3 separate regions of the Homo sapiens genome follow, and all the other regions are linked to region 1. Evidence: chromatin contacts called from ENCODE Hi-C or POLR2A ChIA-PET data. All regions are on one chromosome and are shown on one strand. Each heading gives the region's core, a stretch centred on a gene start or an enhancer-like site at or near the end of the contact. The rest is flanking DNA. Distances are from core to core; before and after follow the strand shown.

The links. Hi-C counts contacts between places; a loop is a spot of excess contacts on that map. ChIA-PET counts read pairs that join two places held with the same protein, here RNA polymerase II (POLR2A). Pooled maps may share reads with other maps.
Region 2: a pooled map shows a loop between it and region 1 (12-fold over the local background). The contact joins the promoter of TMEM160 here to the promoter of BICRA in region 1. A Hi-C loop is called at or near these places in 1 of 168 maps with a recorded cell type or tissue (naive thymus-derived CD4-positive, alpha-beta T cell), 8 of 37 single-sample maps with no recorded cell type and 9 of 50 pooled maps.
Region 3: a pooled map shows a loop between it and region 1 (4-fold over the local background). The contact joins the enhancer-like site here to the promoter of BICRA in region 1. A Hi-C loop is called at or near these places in 4 of 50 pooled maps. POLR2A ChIA-PET finds 5 or more read pairs at or near these places in 3 of 52 experiments (Caco-2, activated B cell and naive thymus-derived CD8-positive, alpha-beta T cell).

The regions. Positions count from the first base shown.
Region 1 is chr19:47,606,824-47,611,362 of GRCh38, forward strand. BICRA (BRD4 interacting chromatin remodeling complex associated protein) reads left to right here and starts at 2,311. Exons shown (of 15, transcript NM_001394372.1): 1 at 2,311-2,345. BICRA-AS2 (BICRA antisense RNA 2) reads right to left here and starts at 1,806. Exons shown (of 1, transcript NR_186352.1): 1 at 1,050-1,806. RefSeq lists silencers at 1,316-1,395, 1,466-1,515, 1,566-1,645, 1,706-2,085, 2,196-2,245 and 4 more.
Region 2 is chr19:47,046,646-47,050,912 of GRCh38, forward strand. TMEM160 (transmembrane protein 160) reads right to left here and starts at 1,979. Exons shown (of 3, transcript NM_017854.2): 1 at 1,762-1,979; 2 at 1-40. The coding sequence starts at 1,969. RefSeq lists enhancers at 1,407-1,476, 1,986-2,280, 2,404-2,921, 2,922-3,439 and a silencer at 1,757-1,946.
Region 3 is chr19:48,489,544-48,494,453 of GRCh38, forward strand. It overlaps LMTK3 (lemur tyrosine kinase 3), which reads right to left. Exons shown (of 15, transcript NM_001388485.1): 12 at 4,151-4,566; 13 at 1,861-1,996; 14 at 1,565-1,702. Among named protein-coding and RNA genes, the nearest start is that of LMTK3, 20 kb to the right of the region's middle. RefSeq lists enhancers at 425-996, 4,373-4,873 and silencers at 1,512-1,691, 3,411-3,620, 3,620-3,811, 3,641-4,120, 4,311-4,360 and 1 more. Within about 2 kb of position 3,413, at least 26 of the 41 ENCODE cell types and tissues checked have a DNase peak (open chromatin) inside an H3K27ac peak, as active enhancers do.

The DNA.
Region 1 (4,539 bases), core at 1,061-3,560:
CATAAGGTATTCACTTGTGGAACTGATAACTTCCTGTTTACTTACTAATGATAACGGCCAGCATTTATATGGCACTTCCTCTCAGGTGCAGCTCTCCCTAGCTCATTCTTCCTCATGACCCTATGAAATGAGGCCTATTATTATCAGCATGTTAAAGATGAGGACACACAGAGGTGAGGTAATTTGTCCACTGTCACACAGCAAGAAAGTGGCAAAGGCAGGATATGAACCAGGGGCTGACTGGTTTCAGTCAGGGCCCTTACCCTCTGTGGTCTCTCAAAATTAATTTCTTCTTCTTCTTTTTTTTTTTGAGACAGGGTCTTGCTGTCTCCCAGACTGGAGTGCAGTGGCATGACTATGGGGAACTACAACCTCGACTTCCTGGACTCAAGCGATCCTCCTGCCTCAGCCTCCCAAGTAGCTGGGAGTACAAGCACACACCACCATGCTGGGCTAATTTTTGTTTGGACAGGGTCTCGCTATGTTGCCCAGGCTGGATAAATTATTATTATTATTACTATTTTTGAGACAGAGTTTCCCTCTTGTCGCCCAGGCTGGAGTGCAATGGTGTGATCTCGGCTCACTGCAACCTCTGCCTTCCGGATTCAAGCGATTCTCCTGCCTCAGCCTCCCAAGCAGCTGGGATTACAGGCGTGCACCACCACACCCAGCTAAGTTTTGTATTATTAGTAGAGAAGGGGTTTCACCATGTTGGCCAGGCTGGTCTCGAACTCCTGACCTCAGGTGATCTACCCTCCTCGGCCTCCCAAAGTGTTGGGATTACAGGTGTGAGCCACTGCGCCTGGCCGATAAATTATAAAAAAAAAAAATACGTTGAAGTAAATATTATGGGTAGTACCGCCAAGATACTAGAACACATGTTAAGGCTTAAAAAAACAGAGGCCGGGCACTTTGGGAGGCCGAGAATAGCTTGAACCCAGGGGACGGAGGTTGCGGTGAGCCTAGATCGTGCCACTGCACTCCAGCCTGGGCGAAAGAGCGAAACTCCGTCTCAAAACAAAACAAAATATAACACAACAACAACAAAATCACAATCTGTCTCGATTACTCATTTATTCAACCCGCATTCACCTACTGTGTGCACGAGCTTTTCTAGGGCACTGGGGAGGCAGAAGGGACTAAAACAAAGTATAAATCTCCCTGGGCTGCAAGCATCGGGAGGGCAGGTCCGGGGGCTCTGTGTCCCCACTGGGCCCCCAGCACTGCGCAGCGCACACAGTGGGCGCTCACCAAGCGCTCGCTAAGGGCAACGCGTGAATCCGTGTCCCGCCAGCAGGGCGTTTACGGCCTGGTGGGGCGGAAACGGACCCGACACCACCGCGGCGTCCTGGGGCTTCTGGGAATCCCATCAGCGCGGCCAGAGCGGCCGGGGACAGGCTCCGAGGCAGGCCCGACCCGCCTCCCCGGCGCCGCCGTGGCTCGACGGAGACCAGCTAGGGTGAGTGATCGAGCCACGCCTGGGGTCCCGGCCTGTCACCCCGAAGTCCCCGCCGCCTTCCACCCTGTCAGGCTCCAACTCTGGGCTCCGGCGCGGTCCCACCTCCGGGGGGAACTCCCCTCCATCCCCTCCATTTCCTTCATCCTCGACTCCCGCTATCTTTTCGGACCTGCGGCGCTCCCCCTGGACGCGTCCTCCCGCCGGACGACCGTCCTCCGCCTCAGGGGACGCGCCCAGGACGCACGGCGCCCCCTCCCCAGCCGGACCGGCGGTCTGGGAGCGCGGATCCCTTCAGCTCCCCCGCGCCCCAGCATCCGGATCAGGGCTCGAGGCAGTCGACAAACTACACCCGAGCTCGAGCAGGCGCGCCCCTGAACCCCCGGGACTGGGGCTGGGGGCGGGGGCGGCGCCGGCGCGGAGGGCCCAGTCCCCGGACGTCCGCAGCCTCCCATTGGCTCCGGGTCCCGCCGCTCGGCCTGGCGGGGCCGGGGCTGGTCCGCCCGGACGCGGGGCGGGGATTCCTGAAGCCCCTCCTCCGGCGAGGGCGGAGGGAAGAGGAGGAGGAGGAGGAGGAGGAAGGGGGTGGGGGGCGGAACACAAAACCTGAGAGGTTTTTTTTTTTTTTTTTCCGTTTGCATTTAATTAAAAAAAATTTTTTTTTTTTTTGCATACCCGAGGGGCGCTCCCCGGAACGGGCGCGGGCCCGGGGCGCGCGGGCCTGGGCGCGGGGCGGCGGCGGGGGCCCGGCAGCGGCTGCCGAGCGGCCGCCATGCGATCAGGCAGTGCGCTGACCGGCCCGGCCGGCCGGCCCCTTCTGGGTCCTCCCTTTGCAGCCCGTGCGGGGCCGTCTCGGAGACCCCGCGCCGACGGCTGCTCAAACATCAGGGTGAGTTTCTCACAATGTAGCAATTTCTCTTTAAATCTCTTAACTCTCTCTACCTGCGAGTCGGGGCTGTGACAGGGCGCAAAAGCGAGGGGGGAGTGGGGGTTGGCGGCGAGGGTGTGTGTGGGGGGAGCCGGAGCCGGGGCCGAACCCACCCCCGCGACACTCTCACACTCAGCCCCCCAGCCGGGGCGCAGCGCCCGCTGCCTCCTTTTTTTTTTTTTTTTTTTTTTCCTGCTCGGCGCCCACCGCCACCGGCACCCCCAGCCCCGCGTCTCTTCCACCACCGCCGCCGCCCCGATCCTATGGGGACCCCCCCCCAACCGGCTTCCCTGCCCAGACCCGGCGCCCAGTGCCTCCCCGGCCCTCCCGCCGGCTGCCGGGGATACAATGGAGCGGCGGAGAGAGGAGACCTAACGTTCCACGGGGGGAGGGGCGCGGAGACCCCCTCCCCGTCCCGGCCCCCTCCCCTCGCCCCGCTCCCCGCCTTTCGGGGAAGGCGAAGGCCACCGGGCAGCGGGCGGTGATCTCCCGGCCGGAGGCGGAGAGCCTGCATCTCCCCGCCTCGCTCGGCCCCTGCGCCCCCTCCCCAAATCCCTCCCGTGGGTGTCGCGGACAGTGGGGGGCCCTGGAAAGCTGGGGAGGGATGGATGGGGAAGGAGGCCACCGGGGCTCCCCCCTTCGCACCGCCCCTAAACAATGAAAGGAGTTGACTTGACCCCCAGCCCCCGGCAATAGAGGGAGGTGACCCCCTCCCCCACCCCCAGCTGAGGCTCATCCCGGAGGGGGCCGTTACGGGGGTGGGGGGGGTGAGCGCCTCCTGTCACTTCCCGAGGTTCGGGGCGGCCCCCCATCTCCTACCCCTCGGCCTGGGAACGGGAGGCACCAGGCCCGGCCGGGGCACCGCGCTCGGGTGGTGACCTTTAGACAAAGGCAGCCCTTTCCCCGGGGTGAGCCCGGACGAGCTGGGCCTGCGGCCTCCCCGGGCCCCTGCGGAGGGCAGCCAGGCCGCGGGCACCCGGAGGGAGGGATGGAGGAGGAGGGAGGAGGGATGGAGCCATCTGGTTTTCCCATCCCTGGCTGCCCCTCGTCTGCTTCCCCGACTCCTGTCACGGGCGGCCGCGGGGAGACGAGGGACCAGGGGCTGCTTGGGCCTTGGTGCGCGGCCAGCCGGGAGGACCGGGCAAGGAGCCGCGGGAGAGCTAGGCTCGGGCTCGGGCGCCGGCGGTGATTGGGAGGCACTGCGGCTTCTTCCTCTCCGCGCCCCTTTGTTTTGCTTTGTGGTTCTGAGCAGCTGAACTTCCCGGGAGGTGGGGTCAGAGGCCGCGGTGTCAGCTCTCCCGGGGAGGCCCAGGTGACAGGTCCTAGCTCTCTGGTGTCCCCATCCTGGTGGGCTGCAGTCTGTGCCCAGGCCCATGTCCTGACCATCGTCCCCTTTTGTCACCCCCCCCCCACACACACACCTACCTACCCACCCCATAGTATAATACAGATCTAGGGGTGCCTTTCTCTTACACCTCTTTACGGAGGGCACTTGAAAGGGAAACTAGAAACATCCAAGGCATCAAGGCCTGAGATTCATGATAAGCTCTCTGTGCTTTTAACCTCTCCCAGCACCTGGGGTGGGTGTGGGGGGTATTGTCAACTCTGACCTGCCCTGGGTCATGAGAAAATGGGAAGACAACTCAGGAAGCACCCCCTTCCCATGCACTGGTAGGACTTTTGGGACATGTTGACCTCCCTTGCCTTCCCTCATAGCTCCCCGCTCAAGATGGAAATATTAATAACAATATCAAACTAGGGAGCTTTATTCCGCTGCTGCTAAGTACATTACACGCTGGCCACAGTCCAAGGAGGAAATAGAGACGGGACAGACATTCCCGTTTTCCAGACAGGTTCATGGAGGCTCAGAGAGGTTAAGAAGCTTGCCCAGGGTCACACAGCCCTGGGTCACACAGAGCCCCAATTTGTAACCTCCTGGAGTTTTTCCAGCTTGGCTCAAAACTGTTAAGCCCTTCTTCTGTCCCACCCTTTGGCATTTTGTCCCCCTGACTTCAGTGGACCTGGTTCGGAAATGTAGATAATATTTAGAAGAAGCGGCCAGATTTTTTTTTTCCCTGGGAGCTGGTTTTGAGAAGGGGTAAGATGCACCTCGAAGTTGGGCTGAGGGCAGGATCATTTCACTTGTGGCTGGAAT
Region 2 (4,267 bases), core at 729-3,228, 560 kb before region 1:
CCCGATGCCAGGAGGCCATTGCGGAACCAGGAGAGGAAGGCTGGAGGGAGGGGGACATGGGGGGATTAACATCACCCCCAACCCTACCTCCTCAATCCCCCTTACCCAGTCAAACTGAGGGGCCTCCCTTCAGCTCACCCCATCCCATCCAGCCGCAAGGCAAGCCCATCCCAAATCCTCACCTCTTCCAGGAAGCCGCTCACCTAACCATATCCCCCCACATCCTCTCTGGCCTCCACCTCAGTGCCCCTCTCCCCCAAACTCTGTAACACTAAGGATTCAAGGGCCGGGTGTGGTGGCTCACCCCTGTAATCCCAGCACTTTGGGAGGCCAAGGCAGGCGGATCATGAGGTCAGGAGTTTGAGACCAGCCTGGCCAACATAGTCAAACCCTGTCTCTACTAAAAATGTTAAAATTAGCAGGGTGTGGTAGCACGTGCTTGTAGTCCCAGCTACTCAGGAAGCTGAGGGAGGAGAATCACTTGAATCCAGGAGGTAGAGGTTGCAGCGAGCCAAGATCATGCCACTGCACTCCAGCCTGGGCGACAGAGTGAGACTCCGTCTCAAAAAAAATAAAGGATTCAAGATAGTCCCTGCAGAATGTGGAGGACAATCTAGGGGCAAAGTTGCAGAACCTCCATCTGAGGAGTCATCTTGGCCAAACCCCTCCCTCTACGTGTACCCCCACGGCCTGCCCACTCACTTCTTTCTCAGAACTCTGGGACAAACTGTTTCCTAATCCAGGCCGCTCTTCAGCCTCGCCCTTCTTTTCCTTCAAATGCCGCCATCTCCTACCGAGTATGGCCTGGGCCAATCCCATCCATGTCCTACCGAGTATGGCCTGGGCCAATCCCACCCACGTCCGTCCCCATTCACGTCCTTTACAAACAGCCCACCACACCCTATATCTAGATGCCCGGTCCTGGCCTAGTGAGGTGACTCACACCTATAATCCCAGCACTTTGGGAAGCCAAGGCAGGAGGATTCTCTGAGCCCAAGAGTTCAGACCAGCCTGGGCAACAAAGCAAGACCCCGTCTCTACATAAATTAAAATAGTTGGGTGCGGTGGTGTATGCCTGTAGCTCCAGCTAAGCAGGAGGCTGAGGCAAGAGGATAGCTTGAGCCCAGGAGTTCAAGGCTGCAGTGGGCTACGATTGCGCCACTGCGGTCCAGCCTCGGTGACAGAGCAAGACACCGTCATTAAAAAAATAAAATTAAAAAAAAAACAAACATGGCCAGTCCGCTCCATTCTGGACCTCGCCTCCGTCACAAGCCCCGCCCTCTGCAGCCTAGATCACCTCCCCCTCCAATCAGCAGAGAGCTTTCTCCCGATTGGTTGTCCCCTTCTCCAATCCTGAACTTCCCCCTCTTCTGCGGGGATCCACACTCCCGCTCTCTGCACAGTGGTGGCCTCTGCAATCGGGATGGACCCATCTTGTACCCAACTCCACAGACCCTAAGCTCTCCCTGAAGCCCCTCTCCCCACGGCAGGCGCGATTCTACGAGGCTGCCTCGCGCAACCCTACCACCCCCTCCAATCCCTACGGCGCCCCGTTACCCGGGGTCCTCGTCCTCCCCGCAAGCCCATCCCCTCTGCGGGCACCTGCGCTCTTGCAGTCTGCGCTTCCGTGCGCTCACACTGAAGCCCTTCTCGGAGCCGAGCCCGGGCCCCGTTTCCTGCAGAAGCCCCCGCCCCATCAAGGTCCCACGCGAGCCCGGGACCCCCGTCCCATCCGCACCGCCCCCACCCCTAGCCACCGACCTGTCTCGTGCGCTTTTCGGAGGAGCCAGGCGTCCGCACGATCCAGCTCGGACACTGGGGGCGGCGAAGCCCCGGCGCGGGGACCGTGGCCGGGGGCGAAGGACCCCCGGGCGCCCCCGCTCCGGGGCCGCTGAGGCGGCAGTAGCGACCTCCGGAAGCGAAGACGGGCAAGGCGAGCGGCCCGAGCCCACCACCAGCCGCCTCCCATGATTCGCACTACGGCCGCCGCGCGCCGTACCGCCCCACCGGCCTCCGGTAGGTTGCAACCCATGTCACTCAGGATGAATGGCTTACCCATTGGCTATGCGCTCGCCACTCAGGTCCGGCGTGAACTGTCCATTGGTCGGAATGGCAGTGATTCCCTCCTCTGTCATCTAGGCCGGTAGTGCCCGTCCCTCCTTGATTTTGTACCGGACTACGAATCCCAGCGATCATTGCGCTCGGGGAAAGCCGATATTCAGAAGTCGCAGGCGAGATGTCTGCTGGGAATTGTAGTTTTAATTCTATCTTTTTTAACGGAGTACATGCCGAGCACCTATTGTAGTTGTTTCTTGGTTGTTTCTCTTTCTTTCTTTCTCTTTCTTTCTTTCTTTCTTTTTCTTTCTTTCTCTTTCTTTCTTTCCTTCTTTCTTTCTTTCTCTCTTTCTTTTTCCCTCCCTCCCTCCCTTCCCTCCCCTCCTTCCTTCCTTCCCTCCTTCCTTTTTTTTCCCCGCCCCGAGACCGAGTCTTGCTCTGTCGCCCAGGCTGGAGTGCAGTGGTGCGATCTCGGCTCACTGCAACCTCCACCTCCCGGGTTCAAGCGATTCTCCTGCGTCAGCCTCCTGAGTAGCTGGGATTATAGGCATGCGCCACCACGCCCAGCTAATTTTTGTATCTTTAGTAGAGACAGGGTTTCACCATGTTGGCCAGGCTGGTCTCGAACTCCTGACCTCAAGTGATCCAACCGCCTCGGCCTCCAAAAGTGCTGGGATTACAGGCGTGAGCCACCGTGCCCGGCCAGGTCTGTCTCTTTAAGACAGATTTGTTTTCTTTGCCCTAACCCATTCCGGGATTCAGCTTTGCCTTCTCTCATCAGCATAAACCTTTTCACTAGCCAGGAATGTGAAAAATGTGTCTGGAATATTTTCAATTTGCACTTAATCCCATTTAAAGCTTCACATTCATTGCAAGCCTGCAGGCTATGCAGTGCAGTCCATTTGAACTCCCTCCTCAAGTGTAACCCCCTTGCTAGCTCCCCTACTTTTCCTCTTCATAAAATCCAAGCCCGGGCCAGGCACGGTGGCTCACATCTGTAATCCCACCACTTTGGGAGTCTGAGGCGGGCAGATCACGAGATCAGGAGTTCGAGACCAGCCTGACCAACATGGTGAAACCCCATCTCTACTAAAAATACAAAAATTAGGCATGGTGGCAGGCACCTGTAATCCCAGCTACTTGTGAGGCTGAGGCAGGAGAATCGTTTCATGCGCGTCCATGTGAAGAGACCACCAAACAGGCTTTGTGTGAGCAAGATGGCTGTTTATTTCACCTGGCTGCAGGCAGGCTGAGTCCGAAAAGAGAGTCAGCAAAGGGTGGTGGATTATCATTAGTTCTTAGAGGTTTTGGGATAGGCGGTGAAGTTAAGAGCAATGTTTTGCGGGCAGGGGTGGATCTCACACAGTACATTCTCAAGGGTGGGGAGAATTACAAAGAACCTTCTTAAGGGTGGGGGAGATTACAAAGTACATTGATCAGTTAGGTGGGGCAGGAACAAATCACAATGGTGGAATGTCATCAGTTAAGGCTATTTTTACTTCTTTTGTGGATCTTCAGTTACTTCAGGCCATCTGGATGTATACGTGCAAGTCACAGGTGATGCGATGGCTTGGCTTGGGCTCAGAGGCCTGACATTTCTGCCTTCTTTTATTAATAAGAAAAATAAAACAAAATAGTGTTGAAGTCTTGGGGGGTGGTATGGAGAGAGAATGGGCGATGTTTCTCGGGGCTGCTTCAAGCAGGATTAGGGGCGGCGTGCGAACCTAAAGTGGGAGAGATTAAGCTGAAGGAAGATTTTGTGGTAAGGGGTGATATTGTGGGGTTGTTAGAAGAAACATTTGTTGTGTAGAAGTATTGGTGATGGCCTGGGTACAGTTTTGTATGAATTGAAAAACTAAATGGAATAAGAGAAGGAGAAAAACAGGTATAAAAGGTCTAAGAATTGGGAGGACCTAGGACATCTGATTAGAGAGTGCCTAAGGAGATTCAGCATAGTCCTGCCAGCAAAGATTATTTGTTTACTTCAGGAGTTAAGAGTGGCAGTTTGGGGATAGCATGAGGAGATATCAGCTGTGATGGCTTGGAGAAACAGTGTAAACCAGCAGTGTAAACAAGAGCAGGGCACGTATGAGTAGTTGAGAACGGAGAATAGGAGTATGACTAGACAGAAAATAGTAGGGATGACAAGTTTTTTTGGGGCACAGTCTAAGTTGGTCCGGTGTCTGGAATGAGACTGGGGCCTAATAAAAAG
Region 3 (4,910 bases), core at 2,163-4,662, 880 kb after region 1:
GCTTGGGCGACGAGCAAAACTCCGTCTCAAAAATACTAACTAACTAAATAATAATAATAGCTAATGGTTAGAGACTGCTGCTGCACAGGCGCTGTGCTGCATACTCGGGAGGATTAAGCCATTTAATTCCCTCAGCAATCTCATGAGTTAGATCCTGTTATCATTCCCACTCTACAGATGAGGGAACTGAAGCACAGAGAGGGAAAGCGACTTGCCCCAGGTCACACAGCTAAGAAATGGCAGGGACAATATCTGGACTCAGGCAAGATTGGGGAAGTAGGAGTGAAACCCTCCAGTGGCGTCTTCTACCTTAGCTCTGATACCGGGGAGCACCACCTGTCCTGCCGAGCTGGGCACAAGCCCTGGGTCCTGGGGGTGTTCCCTGGCTCGGCAGCAGAGGGCAGCAGAGAGCCCAGTCCCGTTCCAGTCCTGCGCTGGGACCTGCCCGTGTGCCCTGCTCTCCCAGAGTGGCCTTAGCATCGCTAAAAGTTGGAAACTAGGGGCGGCATGACCCCTCTCCCAAGGTGGCCACGAGGATTAGCGATATGGCGCATGTGAAACGCCAGGAAAGAAACCTGACCAATGTTCACTACTGGAGAGGGCACAGACTCAGAGGCCGCGCAACTGTGGGTTTGAATCCCAGCTCCTCACTTCTCTCCGTGCCTCAGTGTTCTCTTTTGTAAAATTGGGACCAGACTGGCCAGGCCCGGTGGCTCACGCCTGTAATCCCAGCACTTTGGGAGGCCGAGGTGGGTGGATCATTCCAGGTCAGGAGTTGGAGACCAGCCTGGCCAACATGGTGAAACCCTGTCTGTAGTAAAAATACAAAAAAAGTAGCTGGGCGTGGTGGTGCACTCCTGTGAACCCAGCTACTTGGGCGGCTGAGACACGAGAATCGTTTGAACCCAGGAGGCAGAGGTTGCACTGAGCGTAGATTCCACCACTCCCTCCAGCCTGGGCGACAGAGCGAGACTCCGTCTCAAAAAAAAAAAAAAAAAAAAAAAAATGAGGACGAGGCTAGAATCCACCCCATGGGATCGCAATGAACATTAAATGGGTTAAACTGTGGTGAGGCACTGCAGGGTCCACGCGAGAGCAGCGGTGCCGCTGTGACTGCTCTCTAACCCCCAGCTGTGTCCTCCCTGCTCTGGTTCACACCAACCGGCTTTGAGCACTCTGGGTTTCTCTCTCCTTGTCTGCCCCTGAGCACCGTGTTCCCCAAACGGAGGTGGGATCAGGATCCGGCAAGTGCCAGGCCGGAGTCTGAGCCCAGAGATGGGACAAAGATGGGCAAGAGTCGGGGGTGGGGGTAATCCCCACAGAAGGTAAAACTGAGGCTCGGGGGTTGGGGACGGCCGGCCTGCCTGCCTACGACCGTCTGATGGACGTCGCCTGGTCTGAGCTGGTTCCAGAGCTGGGTGGGGTGTCTGTTGACTGAGAGGGGAGAGAGAAGAGACTGGGAAGAGAGAGGCAGGGACATTGAAAGATGGTCACAAGAAGTTGGCAGTGGAACATAGGGGGACAGAGATGGGCAGAGGAGGGGGCAGGGCCGAGGATATGGTACCTGCGGGCCGGGCGTCGGGGGCCCGGGCGGGTGGCCCCGGGGTCTCCAGCGCAGGCGAGACGGAGAAGCGGGAGAAGCACAGCGGGGGGCCTGGAGGGGGGAGGAGGGGGAAATCCTCCGCCCACTCGAAACTGCCTCCTGCGGCAGAAGGAAAGACCGCGGTCAGGCTGCAGACACCTGCGGCACTCCCGCCCTCTGGTCCCGCCCCTCCCGACCAAGCCCCTCCCACCCCATAGACCCCGCCCCGTCCGCCCCATGGCTCCCGCCCCCTCCCGCCCCATAGGGCCCGTCCTCACCAAAGCCGCTGTCGTTGCTGGGAAACCCATCTCCGGGGGTGGCGGGGTGGGGAGGTGTCGGGGGCGCTGGAGGCGTTGACGGGTCCGTGTCCCCCTCGGGGGGGGCCTGGACGCTCAGCTCGTTGGTTGGCGTCTCCTGTGAAGGCAGATTAGGGGGAAGCCAGAGGGGACAAACCTTCACGTCCCATTTACCGCATCCCCCAAAAGCAACAAAACCGGCTAATATTTCTGGGGCTCTAGGAATCCCAATTTGTAATCACTGACTCGCACGCTCTGGAGAGGTGGCTGGAGCCCCTAATCTGGCTTCGAAGCCTTGGGCCAGCCTTAACCTCAACCTGGCCAGAGGCTCCTTTCCTGACAGCGGAGCCCCGCGCACAGCTAAGTAGCCCAACGCAGGGATTCTCTCCTGGCTCATTAACGTGAGGCCTCCACCGGATCCCCTAACCCAAAGCGATCTCCATAAGCCCCACCCCGTCCACGTCAGTCCCACCCACCTCTGAGATCTTGACCTGCTCCAGTGGCCCTCCCAACCCCTGCCCCATCCTGAGCGCATGCCGTGCTGGATGCTGTGACCCTGCCCCTGAGCCCTCCCTCAGAAGTAGACCTGCTCCCGCCCTCCAAGTCCCACCCCTCTGAAAACATTTCAGTGGCCCAGGCCCCAGTTCTTGGCCTTGTTTCCATTCCTTTCATAATCTCAGCCCAGTATGCCCGCCCCAGGTTCATCTAGACAAGGTCCCAGTTCCTCAGCACCACTCGCCCTCCCTTTTTCTCTTCAACACCATATCCTGTGTTTTTCTTTTTGTTTTAGACAGAGTCTCACTGTCGCCCAGGCTGGAGAGCAGTGTTGTGATCATGGCTCAATGCAGCCTCAACCTCCTGGGCTCAAGCGATCCTCCCACCTGAGCCTCCTAAGTAGCTGGGACTACAGATGCGCACCACCACACCAAGATAATTTTTTTCTTTTTAAGAGACGAGGTCTCGCCATTTTGGCTAGGCTGGTCTCGAACTCTTGACCTCAAGTGATCCTCCCGCCTCGGCCTCCCAAAGTGCTGGGATTACAGGCGTGAGCCACCCGGGACAGGCCTAACTCTTAACACATTCCTCAACCCATCTCTCTAAAGACCCGTCCCAGTCGTTAGGTTCGCTCATCCCTGACCTCACCCCAGAATACGTTAAGACTGCCTGCTCCATCTCTGAAGCCCACCTGCAGCCTAGCCATGGCCCTTCCCTAGTGGGTAAGATCTGCTCCAACCCGAACCAGCCTACAGACACTAGAACTCTAGTCAACAAACCATGCCCAAACTCTCACTAGGCCCCTTCACCATCCAGGCCTCTTCTCAACACTTCCTCCCTAGCCTCTCCAGGATCCCATACTTGACTACCCAGTACCCCCTCTTTCCTTCCAGACCCACACTCTCTCTCCAGACCTCTCCTCGCCCTCTAGACCACGCCCCCGTCACAAGCCCTGCCCTCACCCTAGGTCCCGCCCCAGCTCTAGGCTCGGCCCATACTCCTGGCCCTGCCCCATTGCCAGGCCCTGCCCTCACACTCAAAGCCTCCTCCCATCTTCCTAGTCCCGCCCCATTTCCCTGACCAGTCTCTCCCCAGACCCCGCCTTCACCCCTCAGGCCCTTCCCGCGCCCTGCTCCATCCGCCCCGCCCTAGGCTCCGCCCCCATTCCAGCCTTGGATTTTCTCCAGGCCTCCTCTTGCCGCGCCACAGACTTGGCCTCCCTCAGGCCCGGATCCAGACTCTGTCCCGATCCTAGGCGCGGTCTCCTTCCAGGCCCCGCCCCCGCTCTAGGCTCAGCCTGCCTTCAAACCCTGCTGTAGACCCCGCCCCACCCTAAGCTCAGCCTTCGTCTAGGCCCCGCCCCAGGCCCTGCACCTCTAGGCTCGACCTCCCTCCAGGCCCCGCCCTGGGCTCCGCCCCCCAGCCCGCCCTCTCCCTGGGCCCCGCCCCACTCTAGCTCGGCCCCGCCCCAGGCCCCGCCCCACTCTAGATTGGGGCTCCCCTTAGGTCCCACCCCAATTCAGCTTGCCCTCCCTCCAGGCCCCGCATCACTCCAGCTCGGCCTCCCTTCAGGCCACGCCCCACTCTAACTCGGCCTCCCTCCAGGCCCCGCCCCACCCTAGCTCGGCCTCCCTTCAGGCCCCGCCCCACTCCAGCTCCGCCTCCCTCCAGGCCCCGCCCAACTCTAAGCTCGGCCTCCCGCCAGGCCCTTCCCGGCTCTAGGCTCCTGCTCCCTCCAGGCCGCGACCCCGAAACCGCGCCCTCTCGGGTTCCGCACCTGGTCGAAGAGGTAGACGGTCACGTCCCCGTGGAAGGAGACCATCTTGCGCTTCCTCTCCAGCTCGCTGTCCTCTGGCTCGTCGGCCCCGCGCGGAGACTTGAGCAGCCCCCGCAGCGGGCGGGCCGCGTCCGCGTCGGCGCTGCTCACCACGACGGGCACCGGGGCTGCTCGCGCCCTCCCGGGGCCCCGCGGCCCCGCCGCCGCGCCCGGCGCCGCCGCCTCCTCGTCCTCCTCCTCGTCCTCGTCCTCGTCCTCCCCGTCCTCCTCCGCCGGCCCCGGCGCTCCCGCCCCGCCGGCCTCCCCGCCAGCCGCCCCGGCGTCCGCGCCCTCCCACGGGGGCCGCCGCGGGCCCGGCCCCGGGAATGGCGTGAGCGTGAGCGGCGGCAGCGCCAGCGAGAGCCGGGAGAGCCTGGCTGCGAGGGGAGAGACCTGGTGAGCCCCTGTCCCGGTGAAACTGAGGCAGGCCCTCCCACCTAGCTGTGTGGCCTCAGATAAGACCCCCGCACAATCTGGGCCTCAGCACCCACTTTGTGAACGGAAGGGCTGCACCAGGGCTTCTCCAGGCAGGGTGGGAAAGGTCCTCTCCAGTGCTCAACCTCCCCAGAGCTCCCCAGTGCCAACGGCTTTAAGCCGCAACTTCCCACAGCCCACCAGGCCCTCATGCCCTGGCCTACCTGATTTCTCTGGCCTCTGTCCCCACCTCCTCTGGCCTGACCTCCATCTAGCCACATGGGCCACCCCACCATTCCTCCCACCG